Regions from separate parts of the Mus musculus genome. Here regions 2, 3, 4, 5 and 6 are each linked to region 1. A link is a loop called in an ENCODE intact Hi-C map of the cell type or tissue named here. Cell type or tissue: gastrocnemius. All regions are shown on one strand.

Region 1 (4,000 bases):
GCATAATGGCCAAGGCTGCAGTGACATCATTACCTGTCATAATCCTACAACCAATGGTGAGTTATCAAAGGTAGAACACAGCAAACATATTTGAATAGTTGTACATGCTATCGAAGACTGCAGGAAGGAGAACCCAAAGACTCAAGAAGAACTTTGTGTTTAGTGCATGCATGTTTACATGTGTGCGTGTGCACATTTGTGTGGAGATACTGAGCATCCTTCACAAGCTGGCCACTTTCTTTCTTGATGTGGGATTTCTCATTGGGACCTAGGACTCACTGATTAGGCTATGGAGATTGGCCAGGGAGCTCCAGAGATGGTTCTGTTTGCTTCTGCCCAGTTCAGGAATCACAAATATGTGCTAGCATCCCTGACTTTTTAAAAATAAGTGTATTGTTTATGGATGTGTGTGTGTGCTTGTGTGTGTGTGTTCTGTGAGGCCACAGGTCCATGTCAAGTGTCTTCCTTTTAATTATTTAAAAAATTTTAAGTTTATTCTTCTCTTATATATTATACTCTGGCCACAGTTCTCCTTCCTCCTCTCCTCCCAGTCTCCTCCCTCCCATCCACTCCTCCTAGTCCTCCCATCCACTCCTCCTAGACCTCCCCATCCACTTCTCCTAGTCCTCCCCATCCTCTTCTCCTAGTCCTCCCCATCCACTCCTTCTAGTCCTCCCCATCCACTCCTCCTAGTCCTCCCCATTCACTTCTCCTAGTCCTCCCCATCCTCTCCTCCTAGTCCTCCCCATCCACTCCTCCTAGTCCTCCCCATCCACTTCTCCTAGTCCTCCCCATCCTCTCCTCCTAGTCCTCCTCATTCACTCCTCCTAATCCTCCCCATCCTCTCCTCCTAGTCCTCCCCATTCACTCCTCCTAATCCTCCCCATCCTCTCCTCCTAGTCCTCCCCATTCACTCCTCCTAATCCTCCCCATCCACTCCTCCTAGTCCTCCCCATCTTCTCCTCCTAGTCCTCCCTATCCTCTTCTCCTAGTCCTCCCCATCCACTTCTCCTAGCCCTCCCTATCTACTCCTCCTAGATCTCCCCATCCACTTCTCCTAATCCTCCCCATCCTCTCCTCCTAGTCCTCCCCATACACTCCTCCTAGTCCTCCCCATCTTTTCCTCCTAGTCTTCCCCCATCCACTCCTTCTAGTTCTCCCCACCCACTCCTCCTAGTCCTCCCTCCCAGTCACTCCTCCTCTCTTATAGGAAAGCTTTTTATGCTTGAGGTTGTTCAGGCGTGAAGAACTGCTTAGAAATGCGACTGGACAAACTGACCCGGTAGCGATCCGAAATGTGGGAGGAAACCCTGAGTAGCCTGTCCAGATTCCTCTCGGCTCCTCTTTTGTGGCTTGCCCTCCTTCCTTGTGACGGATCAGATCCTTGGAACCGATCCTGGGAACAGGGAAGGGGCGGGGCAGCCTTTGAAGGTCTGTGGCCTGCTGAAGAGGAAGAACCAGCCCCTGACCGTCCCAGAGAGAAGGACCTCGGCCTCTGTGACTCACGTCAGAGATTGGCAAGGGAAAACTGGAAAGTGCCTCCAGTGAAATTTTCTAAGCAAACCATTTTCTAAACTACATCACTACTAAGTATAGTGTATACTTGTGTATGTAAAAAAATCAAAACAAACAAACAAAGCAGTCTGGACTCACAAACCTGGATAAATACTATGGAAAAAGAGTGTAGTATAGACCCAGAGTCACATAAGAGAAGCGACCCGTGCCGCGTCCACAGAACCACCACTGGTAGTGTGGGTTCCAAGTGCCAAGATATACTTGAGGGACAAACTGACTCTTGTGCTATGCAATATCTAATGTCGAGTGTCACAAGGTCTGCTGCCAACACAAGTGCCCGAAGCTCCTCTGCAGAAGAGGCCGCCAGAGACTGGAGGGTAGACTTGACTCTCACAAAGCCCTTTCGTACCTGGGAGAATTTTCCTATGTCCAGGACAAAATTATTTATGCTTATTTGTGAATCAACATCCTCATATTGGAAAGCAGTGATGGTACATGTTTTAAAAATAACTTCCAATACACAAGAAAGTGATAAATTTATACTTTATATTCTAAAAAGTGGTTCTGGAGACTGAAAAAAAATGAATGTTAGATTTTATGCTGTTCTTAGAAATTTAGGATGGGTGTGAGACAGTGGTAATCAAATTTCATAATTGCCCAGGGTGACTTTAGAAGTTTATCCAGGAAGTTCCAATACACTTTATTCCATACGAGTTCACCACAGAGGAGATTATTGGTGTCGGGTGAAACAACTTGCCTAAAATAGCTCCCTAACTAAAACTAGTTATGGAAAAGACAGTCACTACAGTAGTCTACCACAAGAGGGCGCATTAGTTCTTTCAAGATCAGCGAATCGACAGTCAAAGCCGTCAAAGGACTGGGAGCAGCAAGCGCTTACGCAGCACCTAAACATCAAATCTAAAAGAGTTTCTTTTGTCACGTTTACGGCACTTGAAAAGAATATGAGATTTGCACATTAGTAAACAAGCCACACAAAGTATCCTTTACATTGAAGTATCATTTATGTATTATGATATACACACACATGTTTTATTTTTAGATACATATTATTCACTGCCACCAGTGAGCAAGGTGTCTTGGCAAACATTAAGAAAACAAGTGGTTTCCTTTTGTTACTTGAAATGCAAATTGCAGACTGTTGAAACTAAGGTTTATCTTAGCAGACAGGAAAATACTTAAAGATTACGAACTATACAGAAAATTATACCAAATTGACATATTCAAATAATCTTCATGTTACTTTCTCACACAGGTAAATAGGAGATTTGTTATATATTAAGTAATGGCCTTTAACTTTTACTCTTGAGCGCTTACAGGGGTATGCTTTGTTTGTGTAATATCTACCCCATCAGCCTCTTGTGCCCCTCTCACTTTCTCTAGGAGTCATGACCTCTTCTTGGATAATTACAATTGTTTCACAAACATACGCTCACACACACACACTCACACTCACAGACACCTACATGAACACACTCAAACACATATACTCACATAGACAAACACACATTCAGACAGACTCATAGACATAGACATGCACACTCACACACATAGACACACACACAGATGCAGACACAGATATACAGACACATGCTCTCTCTCTCTGTGTCTCACACACACACACACACACACACACACACGCACACATATACACACATACTCTCACATACACATACTCACACACACAGATGCAGACACAGATATACAGAGACACATGCTCTCTCTCTCTCTCACACACACACACACATACATGCTCACACACAAACACACAGATACAGACACAGATATACAAACACATGCTCTCTCTCTCTCTCTCTCACACACACACACACACACCTCCTATTGGGCTCAGTTAGTATTACTTGTGTGCATGTGTGTCCACTTGTCCACTTGACATTGGATATTCAAGGGGCTTCCTTCCCCCTTCCTCAGCAGCCATGATTGTCTGTAGCTCTTCACCCAGTGGAGAGTCCTTGTAAAAATGTTTCCATCACATCAATCATGGTCATTCTGCTCTTTTGCTCTTACTGATAGATCATTTCAGGCCTTCGTTCTGCTGCTTTAATCACCAGTAAGAACATCAAAGAATTTGTATATTGTTACCTAAAGCAGAAGATCAAAGGTAAGTGAACTTAGAAAAAAAATAGAGTATGATACAGCATATCACGTGTGGGCTGATCCTAGAAGGATATGTGATGCTTTTTAGTAGAAAAAAAAAGTCATATGTATTTCCTACTAGTATTTCTTTTATCCAAAGGTGGACAAACTTTTTTTTTTGTAAAGAGTTATGAATTCCTGAATTGTGTGTTGTGTTAGTCAGGGTTTCTATTCCTGAACAAAACATCATGGCCAAGAAGCAAGTTGGGGAGGAAAGGGTTTATTCAGCTTACATTTCCATACTGCTGTTCATCACCAAAGGAAGTCAGGACTGGAACTCAAGCAGGTCAGGAAGCAGGAGCTGATGCAA
Region 2 (4,000 bases), 180 kb after region 1:
AAAGTCCATCAGCTGGGGACCAAGCCTGAAATATATGATGAGCCTTTCTCACTCAAGCCATCACAGGACTTGTAAGCTCTGTGTTAGGAATGAGGAAAGGAAAGTGACTTTTCCCGTTCCTGAGCTTTGAGGCTGTTCTTTTACTAGAGCCATAGTGGGTTCCCATGGAGAGGTAATGTGGTCTTACTTTTGCTTCTCTGGCTGCCCAATTCTGCTTCATAACACTTAGTTTGTACCAAAGCCTAGTGCAGTAGGTGCTGGGAAGGGGCCTCATTTTATGGACTTTCAAAATAGAATTTCAAAGAGTAAAGTAGGTTTCTCACAGCCACGTAAGGACATATGATGAGTTCCCTTGCTTTTGAGTTTTAACAAAAGTCTTCCTCCTGGATTGTTTCCCTGTCGCTGTGATAAACACCATGGCCCAAAGCAACTTACGGAGGGAAAGGTCATTTGTGGCTTACAGGTTTCTGTCTGTCATCAAAGGAAGCCAAAGCAGGAAACTGGAGGCGGCAGAGGAGGCAGTGACCACGGAGGAATGTTGCTTACTGGTTTGGTCCCTAGGTGTGCTTGGGTCTTCTTCAAGGAAGACCAGAATCACAGTTAGCTTGTGCCTGAGGAAGCTAGCGGTGATAGGTGATGGCTGGAGGTGGGTCTTCCCTTAGGAGCCGAAGTGTCGGCTAGGAAGCAAAGTGCTGAGGTGTAGATAGAGGAGTGGTTGTGTGGTGCTCGTTAAAGCTTTCTGAACATTGAGAACAGACCCAAACCCTACTCCAGAGAGAGCCGCGTGGTGAAGGCAATTGTGAAGGAGTGAGAGGAGAGGAGTAGTGGCCAGCTGCATGGCAGGTGGTTGGTGCATCCCGGTGGGAAACACAGTTGGCACAGCCCAGTGGGAAAGGCAGTTGATGCATCCCAGTGGGAAACGCTGTTGGCACAGCCCAATGGGAAGGTGTCCTTTAGAGAACAATATGGCGTAGCCCAACAGAGGACTGTGATACAAGGTCATACTTGTGCCACCTAAAAAGAGCTATGCCTTTTCCTGCCAAATTCTCTTTCCTAGGCTTGACCCGTGGAGAAGAAATAGAGAGGAAAACAAGGAAGAGAAAGGAAGCAAATCTTCTTTTCCATGCCTGCTGTAGAGTTATGAACTTGACGCGAGTTGACCACAGGGGAAGGGAGAAGTTCTCAATTGTAATGGCGACTGCACACACGTGACGAGTCTGAGCTGTATTGCCTTGGTCTGTGACTGGTTTGGAAGATAACTTTTCAGCAAGCACAAAGCAGAAAGTTCTATAAAGCTTGTTTGTCTAGGGAGCCAATGATTCCAGAGAGCTAATATAGTGTCTCCTGCCTTTACTGTGTGTATTCCACCACATCCAGCTTGAAACACTCATAATCACCCTACTGTGTTCTTGGTCAAGCTGGCCCGTCTGGGCTGCACAGAGCAAGAGACCGTGCCTCAAACAAGGTGGGAGGACGGAAGAACCAGCACCCGAAGTTGTTCTCCAATTTCTACATCATTGCTATGTCATGTGCGTGTATACACCTATACCTGCATACCTACGTTTACACATTCACACACACATCCATCCATTTATCCACATAGATGCTCAGAATATGCTAATTCAAATATGTATTTACAAATATACATACATTCATACACAGACTCATATTCTTACACAGGCACACACTTTCACATATATACATGTATCTACATGTATATTCACATTTTCACATACACATATGCACACATTCATACTCAATACATATTTATACACACATATATTCATGCATGAATATACATCTCCCTCTCTCTCTCTCTCTCTCTCTCTCTCTCTCTCTCTCTCACACATACACACACACACACACACACACACACACACACACACACACACACGGTTAAAAATTCAGGTTCATGAGAAGAGAAAGACACCAGCCAATGATCATTCTTTTACTCCTGTGGTCTCAATTAACTAAAACAATTGGAACTCAGGATTAAGACAGTCTTGGAGTGTGAAATATGAAAAGAATTATCTGAAGCACAAAGTGTGAAAAAGGGTGCTTCAGAGAGTGCATTAATATGTAATCAGGGCAAACAAACCAAGAGGAAAAGGCACCTGTTTTGCTGGGCAAAAGGAAAAGGCTGGCAGGGTCTCTCTGAGACTGTCGTTTGATGCGCCCTCTAGTGGCCACTGCAGTACAGAGATTCAGTACGCATTCCAAAGCTGTCTCTATAAACGGGACTTGGACTTCCAACTGCCCTAGTTCCTGTCTCTAGCTGCATGTGTATCAGAAGATGACCTGGTCGACCATCAGTGGAAAGAGAGGCCCATTGGTCGTGCAGACCTTATATGCCTCAGTACAGGGGAACGCCAGGGCCAAGAGGTGCGAGAGGGTGGGTGGGGGAGTGGGTGTGGGAGGGTGTGGGGGACTTTTGGGATAGCATTGGAAATGTAAATGAAATAAATACCTAATAATAAAAGAAAAAGAAAAAAAATTTAAAAAGGCCTCCATAAAAAAAAAGTCTAGAACCTTTGTCTAGGGCTTGCAGAGATCTTTCTCTTTTTAAAGTTATTTTTTACATTCACTTTGCATCCAATCATAGCCTCTCCTTCCTCTCCAGTCTCTCACGTACAAATCATTCCCCCTTGCCCCCTCCCCTTCTCCCCAGAGAACAGAAAGCCCCCTTAGGTACCACCCCACCCTGGGGCATCTAGTCCTAGTAGGACTAGGCACATCCCCTCCCACTGAGACCTAAACAGGCAGTCCAGGTAAGGGTAAGGGGACCCAATGGCAGGGAACAGAGACCGAGTCGACAGCCTCCGCTTTACTTAGGGACTCATATGAAGACCAAGCTGTACGTGTGCTACAGATGTGTAAGGTCCAGCTCCTGCATGCTCCCTGCTTGTTGGCCCAGGCTCTGTGAACGCCCACGGTCCCAGGTTGGTTAACTCTGTGGGTTTTCTTCTGGTGGCCTTGATCCCTCCGACTCGCTCATTTATATCCTCCACTTTCCACAAGACTCCCTGGGTTCCGCCTGATGTTTGATTGTGGGTCTCTGTATCTGCCCCTATACTCTGGTGGATGAAGCCCCTCAGGAGACAGTTATGTAGCTTCCTGTCTGTATCATTAATGGTGTCAGGGGTGGGCTCTCTCCCATGGAATGGGTCTCAAGTTGGGGCTGTCATTGGTTGGCCATTCCCTCAGTCTCTATTCCATCTTTAGCCCTCGAAGAGATCTCTTCATACACGTTGACTCTCTGACTGCTCAGGTGGAGAGTGGGTGAACACGAATGTGTCTGTGTCAGTTTGCAGATAAACAGCTCTCGTGCCCAGTGCAACTTGGTCACTCACTTTAAGTATGATGGGCCACATAGAAGAGAACCAAAATCCATGAGTTTCTCAACCAACCTTTGGTGTTATTTAGAAAGAATGAATAGCAGCCTAGTAATAAGTAAATGCCACTAAGCAAATGGCTACTCACTCCCTATATGGTTTGCTTCCTATTGTTGTGAAAGGAAAAAAAATTAAATAAAAGAAAAGGAAATATATTTCTGTCCACAGAATATAAATTATCTTTACATAAAGGGGTGTCTCTGTTTATAAAAGGTTGATGTGTCTTCCTTTGGGGTTATTGAATTATGTTTTGCTCAGACAGTCATGGAATAGAAAGTGGGTCGCATACTTTCTGAATTCCTTTGAGTAAACAATGATTCCACATTGTGTAAAAGGCAAATGACAGACTGGGCTCCTTCTATGGGCTAGTGTGGGGTTTGATAATGTGGTTCCTATGAGATTCTTGTCATTTTCTGAAGGCAATTTGTTTTACCATAGTTTTAAAAGTGTTGTGACTGGATTACTGTAGTCAGTCATTTGATCAGTTCTAAGCGTGCGTATTACTGGAGGAAGTGACCTACTCCTCTCCTCCAGAGGGCAGCAAAACCGCACTTCTCAGTGCTGAAATTCTTACAAGTCTGTTGATAGACCTATTTTGACCTGATCAT
Region 3 (4,000 bases), 500 kb after region 1:
TAACCAAATCAAATCAAATCAAGTCAAATGAAATGAAATGAAATGAAATCAAATTAAAACAAGAATAACAAAGGAAAAAATCGAATAAAACAAAACAATAACTTTTGAAAGTATGAAAATCATTTAAAAATAAGGGGGTTAAGCTCTGGCAATTAATACTAAATTTTGAGACCCTTTTAATTTTCATTAAAAGACAAGTTAAACACTGTAAATTTATTTTCCTGTACACACACACACACACACACACACACACACACACACACACACGAAAATAAATATGTCATTTCTTGTCCTAATTCCTAAGACTATGGATGGAAACATGTTGATCTCTTACTGGGAAAGCAGTGGTGTAGGGGGATTACAAATCTCTTCTAACCCAGACAGGCTGTTTAAAGTGGCCATTTAAATCATTTAAATAGCAGCTCCATTAGTAAACACTAAATATATGATTCAAACGTTCTCACTTGTCAAGTGAAATGTGCTAACACGTCGAGCAACAGTGGCACTGCCTTGAAGGTTTGTTTTGTTTTTCCCAAGAGTGGTTGTTTTCATTTAAAAGATCTGTGGCTGTTTTCACGCATTTGAAAATTTCAGTGTGAGAAAATAAACCAAAATTGGGCCCTGTCAGTTGCCGGGATGAGCTTAAGTCCTTTGTCCATCATTCTTAGATCCTCCCCTTTTCCTTTCTTCCAGGAAAGCAAGGAGACACTTCATCAAAGACTCCACTCCATTATCATCTGAGTGCCTTGCAGAAAGTTTAAATTCCAATCTGGTACACATGGCGGGTTCTCTCATTCCATACCATTTCCAAAATAACTCTCCTTCCCTTAACTAGTAGAACATTTTTTAGTGAATGATTAAGCACAATTGAGGCCACATGGATATCTTAACTACTTTTCTTACCATTTAAAATCCCTTCCTCTTCATAAACTTTGCCTGACTTACTTTCTCTTCATGCTGGATATACCTGGTAACATTATGTTGATCTTATTGATTAGAAGGAATATCCATAGAATGTGTAATTTGGAATTTTATTTATCACCACAACACTCAAATTGATATGAAGCAAGTGTTTTTGCATCATAATGCTCAAGGCTTTAGAAGTAGATCTTTTTGTCTTTAAAGAGTTCTGCAAATCGACAGGATGGTGGAATGTTGCAAAGGTGTATCTGTGAGTGGGGGCCAAAAGCTATTAGGGGTTGAACTGTGGGAACCTTGGGCCCACATAAGGACTAAACATAGGGGGCTGTGGATAGACCAAGTGAAAGATTATTTCCAGGAAACGAAGGCAAAGAAATGCAGATCTTGACATTTGATCTTGGGGATACTTACAGGCACTTTTACCGTAGCCAGAACAATGACTACTATGGGAAAGAACAAACTGAATCCCAGGCACAATCCCATAAGGGCCTAGGTCTCGTTCTAGGGAATGGAACTTACATGTCAGACCTATCTTGGAGGAAGAACTCACAAGCCCCCGAGTCCGTGAATGTGCATCTGCCTTGGACATACATTGATTCGAGAGAGAGGCACAATGAACCTTTCAGTACACAAAGGACTTAAATCCAGTTTAGGAAGACTAAAGGAAAAAAAAAAACAATAGATGGTTACTTGCACCTAGGACTGGAGCATGTGTTTGGGAACGATTGGACACTAATTGTATCAACAATTATATCAGAGTGCCCATAAAGCGAGATTCAGAAACCTGGCCAAAGAAAACAAGGTTTATTGGGGGAGGGGGGAATGGGAGGTTTTAGTACTCTGCTGGGCACTGTTGCACATGCGTGTTTGAGCTCTATGGTTAGTGAAAAGATACAAATATGCAAATATGCTTGTCTGTTCTCAACACTTATAAGAACTGTTTGCCATTTTTACATCTTGGAATAATCTAGACTTTTTTTTTGTAGGAATGGAAAGTATTCTCAGGAGGGAAGAAGAACTCATAATATCTGTCTGACTGTCTCCATTTGGACCGAGACACATTTAGTTTGATACGACTCAAGAACTGAATTTATTTCTTCTTATGTTTTTTTTCCAGTAAAGGAAGATCAAAAACTAGCCCGAATCAGTCTACACTGTGGATTTCAAAAAGCACGAGGAAGGAAAGTGGCATGGAGGTATAATAATGAACTGGCATTGTTCTGGAAAAATAAAATAGTTTTGTAATCGTTGATCAATGTAAGGAATGGCATCATCACCTTGGAATGGCTTGAAATCTCAAAGGATCTGCAAGATGGACTGTAAGCTCCCCCTTGAGGCAAATGTCAAAATAATTTTTAGAAGTTTATAGTTTCACTTACAACATATGCTGAGTGAGACCTGGTTACTCTCCTAAAGGATACACCTAAATTTCATGTAAAAGAAATGGACCATGCGGATATAATTTCTGTGGACCAATCTGGAATACCTGTGTTGGGAGTAGTTACTCTTGCTCTCTTTCTTTTTTCATCTTCATAAATTTTGATCTATGTCATGTAATATAAATTGTATTTCAATTTACGGTGTGCAGAAACATTCTACCTTTGCAAAAGTGTTTGATGAAAATAGAGTGTTCTGATATTTATATTTATGACATTTGATTTTTACATATATAGTGTTTTCATTAAAAACTGAATTCACACAGACACAAAGAAATCCTTGCATAGGGAAAACATTTCTTTGGTAGGATAGTTCATGTTTGTTCTGTTTCTTTGCTTTGGGTTCGATAAAGTTTAGGAAGTATCTTCAGAAATAAGAAACTATTTCATTGACTGTGCTGTTAATCTGCTGAAACACTTTACTTAGAGGCAAGAACTGTCTAACTTCAATTGTGCAAGACACGTGCCTTACAATTATTCTTAATTTAAAATTAAACAGATTTTTGTAATAAAGTATCTTTAATAATACTTGTATAGACACCAATAGAGTTAACCTTGAAAAAAATGGCATCTGCAGTACAAATCACAGGTCTTCACATGTTGCCTATAGAATTGCAAATAGCTCCCCAGAGTGTCAGGAATCAATGTGGCTCCTCCCTTTCAATCAAACAGAGTAACTATTTGAAGGCTTTGGAGTCAGACAGTTGCTGTTTGGCTGAGGTTCTCCTAACTGAATTTAGCCTGTATAATATATAAAGCTCAATGGTTTCCAGCAGTGTGATGCTAAGCAGAACACACTGATATTAATGATTAAAAGAAGAAGAAGAAGAAAAACAAAACTACAAATCACATCATTTAATGGGCCAGGGACTCGAGGTTGCTGATGTTTGCTTATCTTTGATGAGTGTTGTTTGTGGTTGTGAACTGTGGCTTCCTTCTGTCTGATGGAGTTTCCTCAACACGTAGCACTTGTTCTTCTCAAGAGAGTTGTAACTATTTTGTCTTCAAATGTCCCTGTGTCACTTTTAGCCAAATAAAGAGTTCTTGTTTCTGAAGAATGATCTTTGGTGTTGTCTACATTCTTAAGGGACCAAGGCCCAGATGTGTTTCATCATTACCTGAGGATGAAATCAAACATTGCATGTGAAGAGCCCAGACAGCGGCAGATCTGAAGGAACAGGGATGTTTCTTCTTTCTCTGTCAGTCTTGTTCAGTTAGACAGTCCTTAAGTAGACTTGGTTTTTCCAAACAAGAGGCAAAAATGGGCTCTCAGATCTTTTCCTGCTGCCTTGAGACTGAATGGACAACTGCATTCTAAGCTCAGCTGCCCCCACTTAGCTCCATCCTTTTGGGTCAAATGGGAGGCCAGCTGTTTGGATCTATGTTTTGCCTGTATGCCAACTCCACTCGTTTCTCCATTTAGCTATCCAGAACTCTAACAGCTGAAGGATGGAAGCACAAACTGAAAGGGGAAGGCTGGTGTTTCTTTTATTATCAAGGTCAGGAAAGCATCCAGTGTTAATGGCAAACTCCATCTGTGACAAGGGTGGGAAAACAATTCTCTGTCCTCTTAAAAGATGGTGATGATACCATCTTTGAAAAGGGTTTGTAAAGTTTTAGCTGGCCCTTGCAAAACCGGTACA
Region 4 (4,000 bases), 520 kb after region 1:
CTTTTCCCCAACTCTTGAAAGTTTTTCTTATGTTTCCTTAAATTTGTCAGATTTACTTAATAGCCTTTAAAACATGCACTGTGCTGTGGCTGCTTGCGTAGATATACATACGATATCTTTATTAGCAGGAGAAAGAGAACACGAGCCACTGTCCCAAGTCAATGGTTCTTCAGTCATGACTGACTGACATTTAGTTGGAAGTCATGTTCAAACTTACCTATACACACAGTGTGCAGCTGACACCAGCCAGTCACTGCTGACAAGAGATGCACCGCAGAGCAGACGGTCTGTAGACCTGTCTCTGTGATACAAAGCCACAACCCAGGGCCAGGCCCCTGCCTGGGCGTCACTTCCACCAACGATCTTTGGGCTGACTTTCTGAGTCACCTTTTTTTCTCCACATGCTATTAAAAGAATTGAAGAAAGGATATACCTTATTTTTTAGATAATTTATTTGGTCATGAAAATCGAAGTGATAACAAAATAGTTTCAAGTGACATATGTTGGAATTTTGAATTGAAGGAGTAAAAGGTGACAAATACTTACATTTATGGTTGCATTGCAATAGAATCAAGGAATCTTGGGAGCATTGTAGACTATAAGAGAAAAGAAGCTTTTATTAGTTAAGTAGACATTTAAATCTATATACCAGATATGAAATTCAGAAGAGTTGAAATCCACAGAAGAAAATGCCCCACGGTGTTCAAAATAGGGCTGTGCTTGTATTCTTCCATGGAATTTCAAATTATTTTAGGAAAATTATCCAGTATCAATATGGTTGTAATAGAATAAATACAATGTCTTGTGGTTTCCTGAAGACTGTGAGAAATGTTTGCTTTTGATTACTTTTATCACGAATTATTTTGATTTCAGCAAACATGGATTTCACTACTTTCTCATTCCTAGGGAATATGTTTCAATTACTCTAGTCTATATCTAAAACCACTTACAGTGCTAAACCCTGTGTTCAACATGGTCTCTTTCAATCAAGTACTTGTGACACATCACGGTTGTAAATCCTGAATTTTGGGCTTAGGTGATGGATAGTAACGCAAATTGATTATTTTTCTTCTCTACTTTTTTTTTCTTTTTGGTGAATAGATAACACATGCTAATGCCAGGCTGTAATTTTTAAGCAATATTAGCATATGACTTTTCTTTCTCTCCTTACTAAGTAGAAAACTTTTACTTAAAGAAACAGTCTTTCTGTAGTCTGGTACTACTCTTGGGCAAAGCATGGCTTACGTGGAGAAAAGAACTGAACGCTGCAAGTAATCTTGGGAATTAAATTAATTTCTGAAGGATCAGCGGAAAGGTAACGCATGCTTTGTTCTTGCCACAACAAGAGATGGTTCACTCCGGACTCAGTGAGATTGCCTAGTGCTCCCGAGATTGGTAATAACTGAAGCTAATGAACTGCTAATGTATGGATTTACCCTTTAATACTTTTAGACTATGATTGGCCATTTGGTGACAGACGTAGTAGAAACAAACTGTAAGAAAAAGATGAACTGATGAAGACCCGCTTCCAGTCTCATCTACTTCAGGGCTGTTCAGTGACAAGCCCTTCTATGAGGCTGTGAAATTCATTCTGGAAAGCAAATGGGCTTACGCTGGTAAAAGAGGCAGACATGTGCGTAGCGACTATAAAATAACGACTACGCGTAAACTACTGAAATCACATCGCCTATAGTTTTGAAATTTGGTTTTTCCAAAGCCAGGAAAACTTACATTAAAAAATAAAATTGTTTACGAGGTTTTATACAATTTGACCAGCAGAGGGCAATGTTACACCAGGAATCATAACACTGCCACTATTCTGCCTCTGCGGATATCCCACACATTAAATATTTGTATATGTGTGCCCACACATAGAATTAAATGCTCTACACTTATGTACTTACTTAAATGACGTGTGCATGTTGCTTGAGTACTCTTACTTTGGAAAAAGGATAAAAGAAAAAAAAAAAACACAAAACAAAGCTATGTGCTCACTAAAAGCAACTCCATAGTTTTAGAACACGAATGGTAAAGCTTATTTAAAAAGAACGTACGACATTCTATTATCAACATTCTCTTTTAATATATAAGACAACTTCAATAGAAATATAAGAAAATGTACTTTGTGAATGATCAGTATTTCTATATACCTCTCTATAAAATGCCTCGAAAATCTCAATTAATTTCCCTTTTGATGCTCACGTGTGTTTGAAAGAAAAGTAGGCTACAGGATGCATTGTAGGATACTTTCAAGTCTCACAAATGCGCTTTTCAAATCTACAGTGCTCATTAATAAAAATCCATATTCAGAATGGCTCCTGGGACAGTGTTACTGGCCTTAGAAAGGGCAAACAGTGCTTAAATATTTTTAATCAAGCACATAAGCAGTTAATAGCTCATTGCCATCTCACAAGAAATTTCACATTTTCTCCGATAACTTCTTCCTTATTTTTGTTACAGCTTTTAGAAGAAGGATACCCTCCAAAGCACTATTTTTCCATCTTACACTAAATGCCACAATTATATAACATTAATTAACTAAGGGACTGAATAAATCAATATGTCTCAATTTTGCCTGCTCAGTATAATAGGGCCAATTAAAGAAAGGATTGAAGACATTTAGCTAACTGGCTTTTTTGGTGTAAATGAGCATAAAGGGTACATCTATATAAAGTCTTTCTTTTTTCAACTACCATGAATATAAGTATAATCGTGGCACTAATATTAGTTGAAACTGTCACCTGACTCCTACAACTTTGTAGCAGATGCTCAGCTGGGTCTTCATGTGGGTCCCCTGACAATTGTAGCAGGCACTGTCTCTGAATCTATTGCCTGAACCTGGATCCCCTTCCTCTAGCTGAACTGCCTTGTTGGGCCTCAGTGGAAGGGGTGCACTTAGTCCTGCAACAGTTTGATCTGCTTGGGCAGGTTGGTACCCGGATGTGTGTGAGGCCTTCCTATCTCAGGAGGGATAGTTGGGGAGGGGCTGGGGAGGATGAGCCTGGGAGGAGAGGAGGGAGGGTGCTGCAATCAGGGATGTAAAGTGAATAAATAAATTAAGAAAAAAGAAAAAAAAGGAAATAATACGGTTTTTCTCTGAAAGAGGCATTCAATTAATTTGAATGGCTTTAAACTTTGTTTTCTCTTTCTTACTAATATTTACATCTAGGAAACCTGAATAGGTAGAATTCTCAGCATACCGGAGAACCATGGGCTCTCAGAACGCCTTATTAGAAAGGAAGTTGTGAAACCTGTGTGAAAACTTTCAGGTGGATTGGCTCAAACCCACTGGGATCGCTATCTGTCAACACTGACAGACAGTGCTAAACCCCAAGATTCTCTCGCAGATACTAAATGTAGAGCTTACAAATTTGTTTTATTGCTTGAGCTTTGGGGAGTGCTGACTTTCCTGAGCAGTGGAATAAGCTGATGCTGTTTTAACGTCAAGTCTGTTAAGTAAAGTGTACTGGTAACAGGATGCTAACTGTTAAGAGTGCAATTCTGATGTCTCTTTGCAGTCATTTCTCATCCCGAGTTTATCTGTAGTGGGAATATGAGATTCAGAGGCCAATTTCCTCAGTCTCAAACAAAAATCACTACTAATGTCTAAATAGGAGAAATTACATAATATACTATGACAGAATTTTTGAATAGAGGAAGGATGCTGATTTTTAATACTTCACAAAAAAGGGTATAAGAGAAGATCTAGCTTAAAATAGCAAAAAAAAGATACAATATAGGACTAATTATATTATTTTTAAATTATATTCATATTTGTTTGCTAAGAAAGATAACCCCTTGATTCTCACGTAACCCCTTGTCTTTTGATGGTTGTCTGAGGCGTATTTATCCTATTTATTCTAAAACTTACAATTTATTTTCATGATATTTAGAGCTTTAGAGTATGAGACTAAGAACAGTATTATGGTATATCATCTTCCTCTCTGTATGTCATAACAGCAATGGCTTAAAACAGTAAATTAGACTGTCTTATACAAAT
Region 5 (4,000 bases), 120 kb after region 1:
TTTTTTTTTTTGTCTTTTAGACTAATAGACAAGTATTATTTCAAAAAACATAGCACCGGGGTCATGTTTACACATCAAGAGCTACAATGCTCACAGTTAGTTAAAAGGCAGCTTCAGAAGGGCCAGGAAAGCAATTATGAAAACTGAGGTCTCTGCAGTAAAGTGTTATATGGCATGATGATTTACGTATCAGGAAGCACCAATTAGGGAAAGCTGGCTGAATCAAAAACCAATTAGGATTCGGGAGGAAGGATTTCCAGCATCTATCCCACAGTTCACTACCTATTGACAGTAGATGAGTGGGACTGAGGTCACAGCCACAAGAACTAGATGGCCGGGCTTCGAAGCCTGGGACTACCAATTACTAGCGATGTGCCTTCAAACTGCACTCCTTAGGTCTCTCATGTTCCATTCCATCACATTCAAACAAGTAATCATAGCAGGCATCCCAGAGCTATTTTGAATGAAGATAATCCAGTAAGACGCTTAGGGCCAGGCTTGGCACAGATGTGCTCCCAGCAAACATTTGCCTGGCACAGAAGAACAGCTTGCTGACGCCACTCCAGCAACCTGGAGCAGCCCACCCACCCACCAGGCCTCAGTTTCTTCCAGACAACACAGAGATTGCAAGTTGATCCTGTCTGATGTCTCTGCCCTTCTAAAATGTAAACTTCCAGGAGGTGTGAGAACACACAGGAAAAAAAACTGTTTCCAAAGAGCAGAAGTGTGCCCTCTCACTGGGGCACAGAGAACATAAATATAAACTCCACACACACATAAAAAAAAATCGTCATTTCTAAGTCACGCTTTTAAAACTAGGTGTAATCACTACAATTTACTAAAGCCAGAGTAACAAGCATACTACTTAGCCCACAGAAACTCCATGATGCGCCAAGACAGACACCATTTGGAAGCTACAACACTTCTGAGTAACAAGTCCTAACAGGAATGGCAAAGTCTATGATCTCAGTACAGGAGTGTGCTTAGCAATAAGGATACATTGTCCCTCTTAATAAGACAAAAAAAAAATCATGAAAGTCTTTAAAGACAAAATGAAATGTTGTTTTGAAACCAAGCCCTTAAGCATCTAGGTATTTCAAAATATTTAGTATCTAGTAAGATCTTTCTCTACTGACAGACACATTAGAACCTCAAAATTCAAGTTATACACAAATTTTTATTTTGGGGGAAATTTTAAGATTCTTCTTCAGTGTGACTCATAGATACCCCAAAAGACTTGGGGTTTCACTGTGACAGTGCAAATAGAAAGCTCACAGCCCATGTTTCCTGGAAACATCTAGGACCCAGTTATCTGTGTACCCAACACAACCTTCAGCAAAAGGTTTAATTTCTCAAGCATTTCTTTTACACATTCTCACAATGGTACTGGCATCGAAAGAATTGAAAAGTCCTTTTTTAAAAAGATTATTAATATTAAAGGAAGTTATTTAAAATCTGATATAAACAACTTAAAAAAATAAAAGTTAGTTAAAATTCACCACATGATGGGAAAAATAGAGACTAAGTTTGGCAGAAAGGAGTAAAATTATATCTGCCCACGTGTACGGTCATGTTGATTCTTAAATGTTTATCAGACAATACCTGCACTTCATTTCATATTAGTTAAAAGGAGCTTAACATTCTGTTATAAAGACAAACATTTCCCTCGACTCATAACTATTGTTAACTCTGGCTTCATTTCCAGAAACCCTTAGCAGATCTTCACTTAGGACAATCTCTAGGCTTTCAAGCAGTTGCAGTGTTACCTCCAAACATCTCAGCCTAAGTTGCACAAAGTAGTACGCGGCACGCAGTTAAAACCGCAGAATCCTTACCCTCGAGATTTAGCTCGAAGCAAATGTGGCAGAAGGAGAGCGTGTCTTTGTCTGTTCCCAGTTTACAAACACTGCAAATGTTGTCATCATTCAAGTCAATGCTTACAAACTGCTCCTCTTCGTTCATAGTGCCCCTATGAGGAAAGAGAAAGGAGCAAGTTACACAACGGCAAAAACTTGCTTATGGCCTGCAGTAACCGACCAAAAACCCCCCCAAAAACCGAAAAAGGAGGCGTTTGCAACAGCCCTGTCAGGCAAGCATCGCCATACCTGGAGTTACAGTATCACAGTTTTACTGCGAAAAAGCAAAAGGGCTGCCCACAGGAGACACCCGCCTCCCGGGTCGCGCCGGCAGACACCCGGCCTGTCAACCAACTTCGGGTCGGTCGCTGTGGCCAGAAGGAGCCGCTGGGACGCGGCTTTGCCAACTTCTGGGTGAGCGTCTGGAGGCGTCCCGCTAACTCGGTTACCCGGCTCCCCGGCTCCGCCGCGGCAAGACGCACGTGGGGACTGGGACACCCGGGAAGGATCGGCTCACGTCGGAGACTCTTCAGCCACGGACCGGAGGGTCCCGGGGACGCCACTCGAGGATCGTGGGCGTCCGGCACGGCGTGGGATCCGTCTCGTCTGTCCGTCCGTCCCGGCACTGGTCCTGAGCACCAGAGCGGCTCAGAGAAGGACCTCTACCGTCCGGCTCCGCGGGCCACCGTCCGCGCGCCACGATCCGATCCGCACTATTGTTTCCGCCGGCGCCGCAGCGCAGACAGCAGCGCGCTCCGCCCCGCCCGGGCCGCCTGCGCCACCCCGAGCCGCCCACGGGGAGAGCGGCCGGGCCAGCCCACAGCCCCAGGGCCCCACGTGGCCACCCTAGCGCAGGGAGTGTAGCCGCCCTCCGCCCGCCCCGCGCCGCCCCGCGCCCCCGTGCGCATCCTCTTGCGCCTCCGCGGAGAGCATCTCGCTCCCCTCCGCGTGGCGCACATGGACCCGTCCGGCCCGCCTCCCTGCAGCCCCTGAAAACTCCAGCCACTTGCGGATTGCAGGAATGGGCCCACGGCTAAGCCTGAGGGGTGGAGGAGGAGAAAGGCACACACGCGTGGGGAGTGTATTGCTTCAAAACCAGGAGCCTGAACCAAGTATTATCCTTGAACTCCTGTTTCATGTTGGTTGACTTTCTGAATGAGATAAAAGTTGATAATTCAGATATCCCGATTTAGGTATAATTCTAGAAGCAGAGCATCTTTTCTTCGAATTATGTATCACGATGTGGTACCTCCCATGCACATCCACGGAAAACATTCCCGAGGCTCCGCCTCTTGTTTTTAAGTCTACCCCTTTCCTAAACTTTTTTTTTTTTTAGTATGTAAATGTACTTTCATCATCTGCTTGACTCCTTAAGCCTTGCCTAGGCCACAAGTCTACGCAATACTTTCAGTTACGTTTGCTATGCTAGTCTTTCTCAACAGTCCACAGAAGAGAAACAGGAAACTCGGCTCTTGCAGTTTAGTGGTGACTAACCCTTTATCGCAGTTTCTTAGAAACAAAAACTGGAGCTTGAACTCAAGGCTGCGGAGGTAAAGCCACTAATCAAGGACTCAAAAAAGTCATCTGTGCCCATGCTACCGAAGTGTGGTGGATGACTCAAAGACCCCATGTGGCGTTTTTACAAATGCAGAATCCAGAAATCAATACCTTGCTCTGAAAAAGACCCCCAGATCCATGGACCTGAGGTGCCTCAGCGGGGGTGGCATGAGGTGGGATGGGGGAGGGGGAGTGTTTGCTATGGCAAACCTGGCAACCTGAGCTCCATTCCCAGTGGAACGGAAGTACTAACTCCACAAAGCTGTCCTCCAAGAGTGTCCCACAGTCACCAGGACACGCCCCCCCATTAATAATAATAATGAATATTTTATAGGTCCCTGCCCCCTATGCATATTAAAATTTGGGGTGTGTTAAATATCTTGCATTTTGGATTCTACTCATTTATTTAATTAAAGTGATTTTTACAAAGTTTATATTTGTATGTGTATGTTTGTATATGTGGTGTGTATGATGTGTGCATGATCATATCCTGGCATGTGTGTGGAGCTCAGAGGACAACTTCAGATGTCTGTCCTCATTTTTTTTTTTTAAATCTTGTTTGAGAAAGGGCCTCATTGCTGTTCATA
Region 6 (4,000 bases), 170 kb after region 1:
GAAGTGAAGGAAAACATACCTTTGATGGAGCTGGCATTCTGGATTTGTCATTAATACATCCTACAAATGTTTTAGAAAGTAACTTTCGTGCTCGCTTCGGCAGCACATATACTAAAATTGGAACGATACAGAGAAGATTAGCATGGCCCCTGCGCAAGGATGACATGCGAATTCATGAAGCGTTCCATATTTTTGTACCCCGGAGCTCTTGACTCTAGCTGCATATGTATCAAAAGATGGCCTAGTCGGCCATCACTGGAAAGAGAGGCCCTTTGGACTTGCAAACTTTATATGCCCCAGTACAGGGGAACGCCAGGGCCAAAAAGTGGGAGTGGGTGGGTAGGGGAGTGGGGGAGAGGGTATGGGGGACTTTTGAGATAGCATTAGAAATGTAAATGCGGAAAATACCTAATTAAAAAAATAATAAATAAAAAAAGAAAGTAATTTTCTCTTGATACTTTTCTGGACTGTACTATTCATACTTAAAAGTAAGACATGTGATAATATTGCCCACTTGGTATTGAGCGTGATATTCAGCTCATGAGCTTCAGACCCAAGGCAAAAATTGTTCCTTCAGGCCAGCAAACACAACATCTCTATTACTTCTTGGAGGGGTGTCTCTCACTTTTGCCCACTCCTTAGCTTTTCTTCCAATTCATATGTGAGGGCAGTAAGTGTTTTCTTACCTAAATATAGTGCAGACACAAAGCAAGAGTTCTCATGGGATGCAGAGGTCCTGGAACACCAGCAAGTGGCAGGTGGCACTTTGGAGAACAATGGTGATAACTGCTTCAGCAAGACAGTGTCTAAGAGTGGACATTAATTAGAACACTGTGCATGCCCAAGATCAGACAGAGGAACTGCTCTGCTAGGAGCAGATGATCTCGCTAACATACCATAAAACAGTAAGTGTGTTTTTTAACTGAAAGAATAGAGAAAATGGATAGAAGTGAAGGCAGATAAAACATCCTACACCAAATCCTAATTAAGTGTGGTTTTTATCTTCTGTGTCTGAGTATTTTCATCACAGAAGTATTGAGGAAAATATTGAGTTAATATTAGAATGGCTCACTGTGCCACGTATTGCCTATACTTAGCCTAAAATTATTAACAAACTGTGTGGAGGAATGCGTGAAAATTTTATTTTGTAGGGCAGATACCTTCTGGCTAAATTAATCCATGTATTATCATGAGAGTTTTGAGTTAAAGGATGCCTTACGTGCTATTGTGTGTGGCTAGACAGGGGAGATGCTACATGAAGACTGTATTCTACATCTGAAACCAGATGGTAAACTGTCAACTAACCAGGACCTTTCTTTTGCCAGGCTTGATTGGGTTTAAGGTAAAAGACATATCCATTTTCTCTAGAGACCACAAAAATTTTTCATAAATGGTGCATGACTGAACCTGGTGAGGTGGCTAAGGAGGGACTGACTGATACCTGCCACCAAGTCTGATGACATAAGTTTGATCCCCACAACCCACATGGTAGAGGTAGATAACAGAATCCTGTAAATTGTCCTTTGACCTCTGGACTTGACTCCCCAGGGGGCACAAATGTTCACAGACACACACACACACACACACACACACACACACACAAGAGAATATGTGTGTGTGTTTGTGTGTGTGTGTGTGTGTGAGAGAGAGAGAGAGAGAGACAGAGACAGACAGAGACAGAGAGACAGAGAGAGACACAAACAGAGAGAGAGAGAGAGATAGAAAGACTTTGAAGATTCTGCTGCTGCTTCTCTGAAGAAGCCAGAAAGACACAGAGATGCATCGGGCACAGTGAGGTGGGCAGGCTTTTGTCATGCCAATAAAGGAACAATTGTCAGGTCAAGCATTTGGCTGTGCGAAGTGCTTAGATCATGTGCATCAAATGGAGAAATTATAAGTTAACTGGATATTCAGCTAAAATAAAGCTTGTCATTGAAGCTTTGAAGTAAAATGCTCTATAATAATTTTCATTGAAATTCTATAAAAAGAAATAGGATAGTCATGAATATTCTAGTCTTAAGAAGCAAATATTCCAAGTCTTAAGCTTTAAACATTTATTTATTTATTTATATATTTGCTTATTTGTGAGTGGGTTGCACACTGACACAGAGGGCAACATATAGAAGTCTTTCTACCGTGTGTGTTCTGGGTATTGAACTCAGGCTATGAGGCTTAGTGGAAGCATCTTTAACTGCTGAGACATGTCTCTGCTGCATTCCCCCTCCCCACCCCCAGCTATTTCCCCACACTGTGGCTATCTGGGGCTCTAATATGCTTTTGTGTGTATCAGCAAGTAGCAATCCAGGTTTCCTCATAACTTCTCTCTCTAGTAAGTGCAATGTTCTTCTGAAAAATTTTGCTGCCTTCTAGTGGACACAACTCAAGAACTAAAAATTAAAATCTATCTCACGTTTTAAGAAGTCTAGCACTTGGACATGTTCCCATAATTTCTTTCTACTTTTGGAAATCTGGATGCATTTTCCACATGAGCGAAATTATAGGGAGTAGAATTTCAGATTTCTATAAAATACAGTATTGACTGCATGAAGAGTCTTTAAGTAGACACTGTATGTCACAATGAAAACACCTGGAGAATCAATGTGCCCAGTTGATAATATTCACTGCACACAAATGTGAAAGAGTCAATTACTCACTTACTTTGGCCTTTGTTGAAGAATTCATTTGAGGGATGACTAATTTATTAATTCCAATTAGCAGACTGAAACTCCTTCATTAAATGGGAGGAAATGTCTTCAGTTTTCTCCCATCTCCTTTCCACCACAGAAAACATTAATGAGTGGCACCATTTCTTTTGAACTCTGTCCCTTTATTTGACTCTTAGAAAAAAGCTCTGATGGCTTCGTCTTTATTTGTCACCTCCAGATGCCACCACTGGAGTCTTGATTTAGTCAGTGACCTGTCCAGCTCCTTTCCTGTCCTCACGCCAATAACTCCTAATGACTTAAGTGTCATTTAGTTGTAGGTTGGTATAAAATATAAATGGATAGAGATGTAGCTTCGTGGTGGTAGAGTCCTGTTTTAATTACTTTTCTGATGCTGTGTCAAAAAGCCGTGACCAAGGCAAGAAGCAAGAGTTTATTTGAGTTTGTGCTTCTAGAATGCATGGTGGTAGGTGAGGGACAGCAGCAGGCTGCCTATGCAGAACTCTGAGAGACCAAGTTTTCAAATGCGAACAAGAAGTACAAGGATAAAACTGTGTGTGGAGCTAGGCTCCGACCTCTCAAAGTTCGGCTCACCTTCCTCCGTCAAGTCCCCACCTCCTAAAAGTTCTCACTACCAACTAGGGACTGATGTTTGAAATGCCTGAAACTCAGGGAGGTGATAATTTTTCATCCAAACCACCACACATATTTACTTAACACGACCTGTTTCTCCCCCATCCCTCAGGAAGCAGAAACCTGAGTGTTTAAGACAGGGGATAAAAGCGAGAAATTGACTGAACAGATGAGCCCAGAAGAGAGGTGTCAAATAGGACTTGTGAGAACACCAACCAGTTTGCTCTAGCAGTTTTGGGGACCTGGGCTAGCAGGTACATTCATAGAAGCCCCAAAGGTTGGGGCATCAGGAATACCTGGAGCCATGGCAACGTTCATCCTAGCCTTGTACTACAGAGATGTCAGCCATCCCACAAAAGCCAGATGGGGTAAAGAATTAGAGAGAAAACGCTCCATTTCTGAAGCAGTTCTTAGGGTAAAACACCTATCACACCACGTTTACACAATTCTGCCACTAAGCACGTGGCAAGAAGTGAGGGGGAGAGGGACACTCTTGCTGCCAGCTTTCACGCTTTTTGTTATCCTATTCTGACCATGGCTCTTTGGGCCTCATAGCCCTATATCTCTGGTGCTTTCTGTTGCTCCTGGTCCAGGTTTCAGCCAGCCCACTTCTGCAGTACAAGCATCTTGGCTTTCAGTATCTCGTTTGAGAAGAGTTTCTGTGACTTACAAGTAAAAATAAGTTCCCACGCAGTGTAATAAAT

What was found. Hi-C counts contacts between places; a loop is a spot of excess contacts. Peaks named below come from ENCODE experiments on the same cell type or tissue, not always from the same donor. Only the 100,000 strongest peaks of a DNase experiment are listed, where the experiment ranks them.
Region 2: a loop joins it to region 1, with 6 times the contacts of the local background. A loop is called at or near these places in 38 of 42 quality-filtered maps.
Region 3: a loop joins it to region 1, with 2.9 times the contacts of the local background. A loop is called at or near these places in 11 of 42 quality-filtered maps.
Region 4: it touches region 1 in a loop (2.6-fold over the local background); 10 of 42 quality-filtered maps call a loop at or near these places.
Region 5: a loop joins it to region 1, with 3 times the contacts of the local background. A loop is called at or near these places in 11 of 42 quality-filtered maps.
Region 6: it touches region 1 in a loop (7-fold over the local background); 37 of 42 quality-filtered maps call a loop at or near these places.

Annotation. Positions count from the first base shown.
Region 1 is chr16:78,450,146-78,454,145 of GRCm38, forward strand. No RefSeq gene overlaps it. Among named protein-coding and RNA genes, the nearest start is that of Gm25038, 28 kb to the left of the region's middle. In gastrocnemius, a CTCF peak has its summit at 2,328 (motif pointing right); a DNase peak (open chromatin) is centred at 2,363; H3K27ac peaks cover 1,142 bases.
Region 2 is chr16:78,633,255-78,637,254 of GRCm38, forward strand. No RefSeq gene overlaps it. Among named protein-coding and RNA genes, the nearest start is that of Gm24861, 11 kb to the left of the region's middle. In gastrocnemius, CTCF peaks have their summits at 2,185 (motif pointing left) and 3,915 (motif pointing right); DNase peaks (open chromatin) are centred at 2,180, 2,910 and 3,949.
Region 3 is chr16:78,948,319-78,952,318 of GRCm38, forward strand. It overlaps Chodl (chondrolectin), which reads left to right. Exons shown (of 6, transcript NM_139134.4): 6 at 2,039-3,415. The coding sequence ends at 2,123. Among named protein-coding and RNA genes, the nearest start is that of Chodl, 19 kb to the left of the region's middle. In gastrocnemius, a CTCF peak has its summit at 2,261 (motif pointing left); no DNase peak of the experiment used is centred here.
Region 4 is chr16:78,967,721-78,971,720 of GRCm38, forward strand. Tmprss15 (transmembrane protease, serine 15) reads right to left here. Exons shown (of 28, transcript NM_008941.3): 23 at 547-596; 24 at 218-404. Among named protein-coding and RNA genes, the nearest start is that of Chodl, 39 kb to the left of the region's middle. In gastrocnemius, a CTCF peak has its summit at 1,766 (motif pointing right); no DNase peak of the experiment used is centred here.
Region 5 is chr16:78,574,086-78,578,085 of GRCm38, forward strand. D16Ertd472e (DNA segment, Chr 16, ERATO Doi 472, expressed) reads right to left here and starts at 2,603. Exons shown (of 5, transcript NM_001252439.1): 1 at 2,339-2,603; 2 at 1,836-1,969. The coding sequence starts at 1,962. In gastrocnemius, a CTCF peak has its summit at 2,249; DNase peaks (open chromatin) are centred at 518, 1,867, 2,311, 2,693 and 1 more place; H3K4me3 peaks cover 2,877 bases; H3K27ac peaks cover 2,298 bases.
Region 6 is chr16:78,624,660-78,628,659 of GRCm38, forward strand. Gm24861 (a small nuclear RNA gene) reads left to right here and starts at 88; the gene lies at 88-194. In gastrocnemius, a CTCF peak has its summit at 2,354 (motif pointing left); no DNase peak of the experiment used is centred here.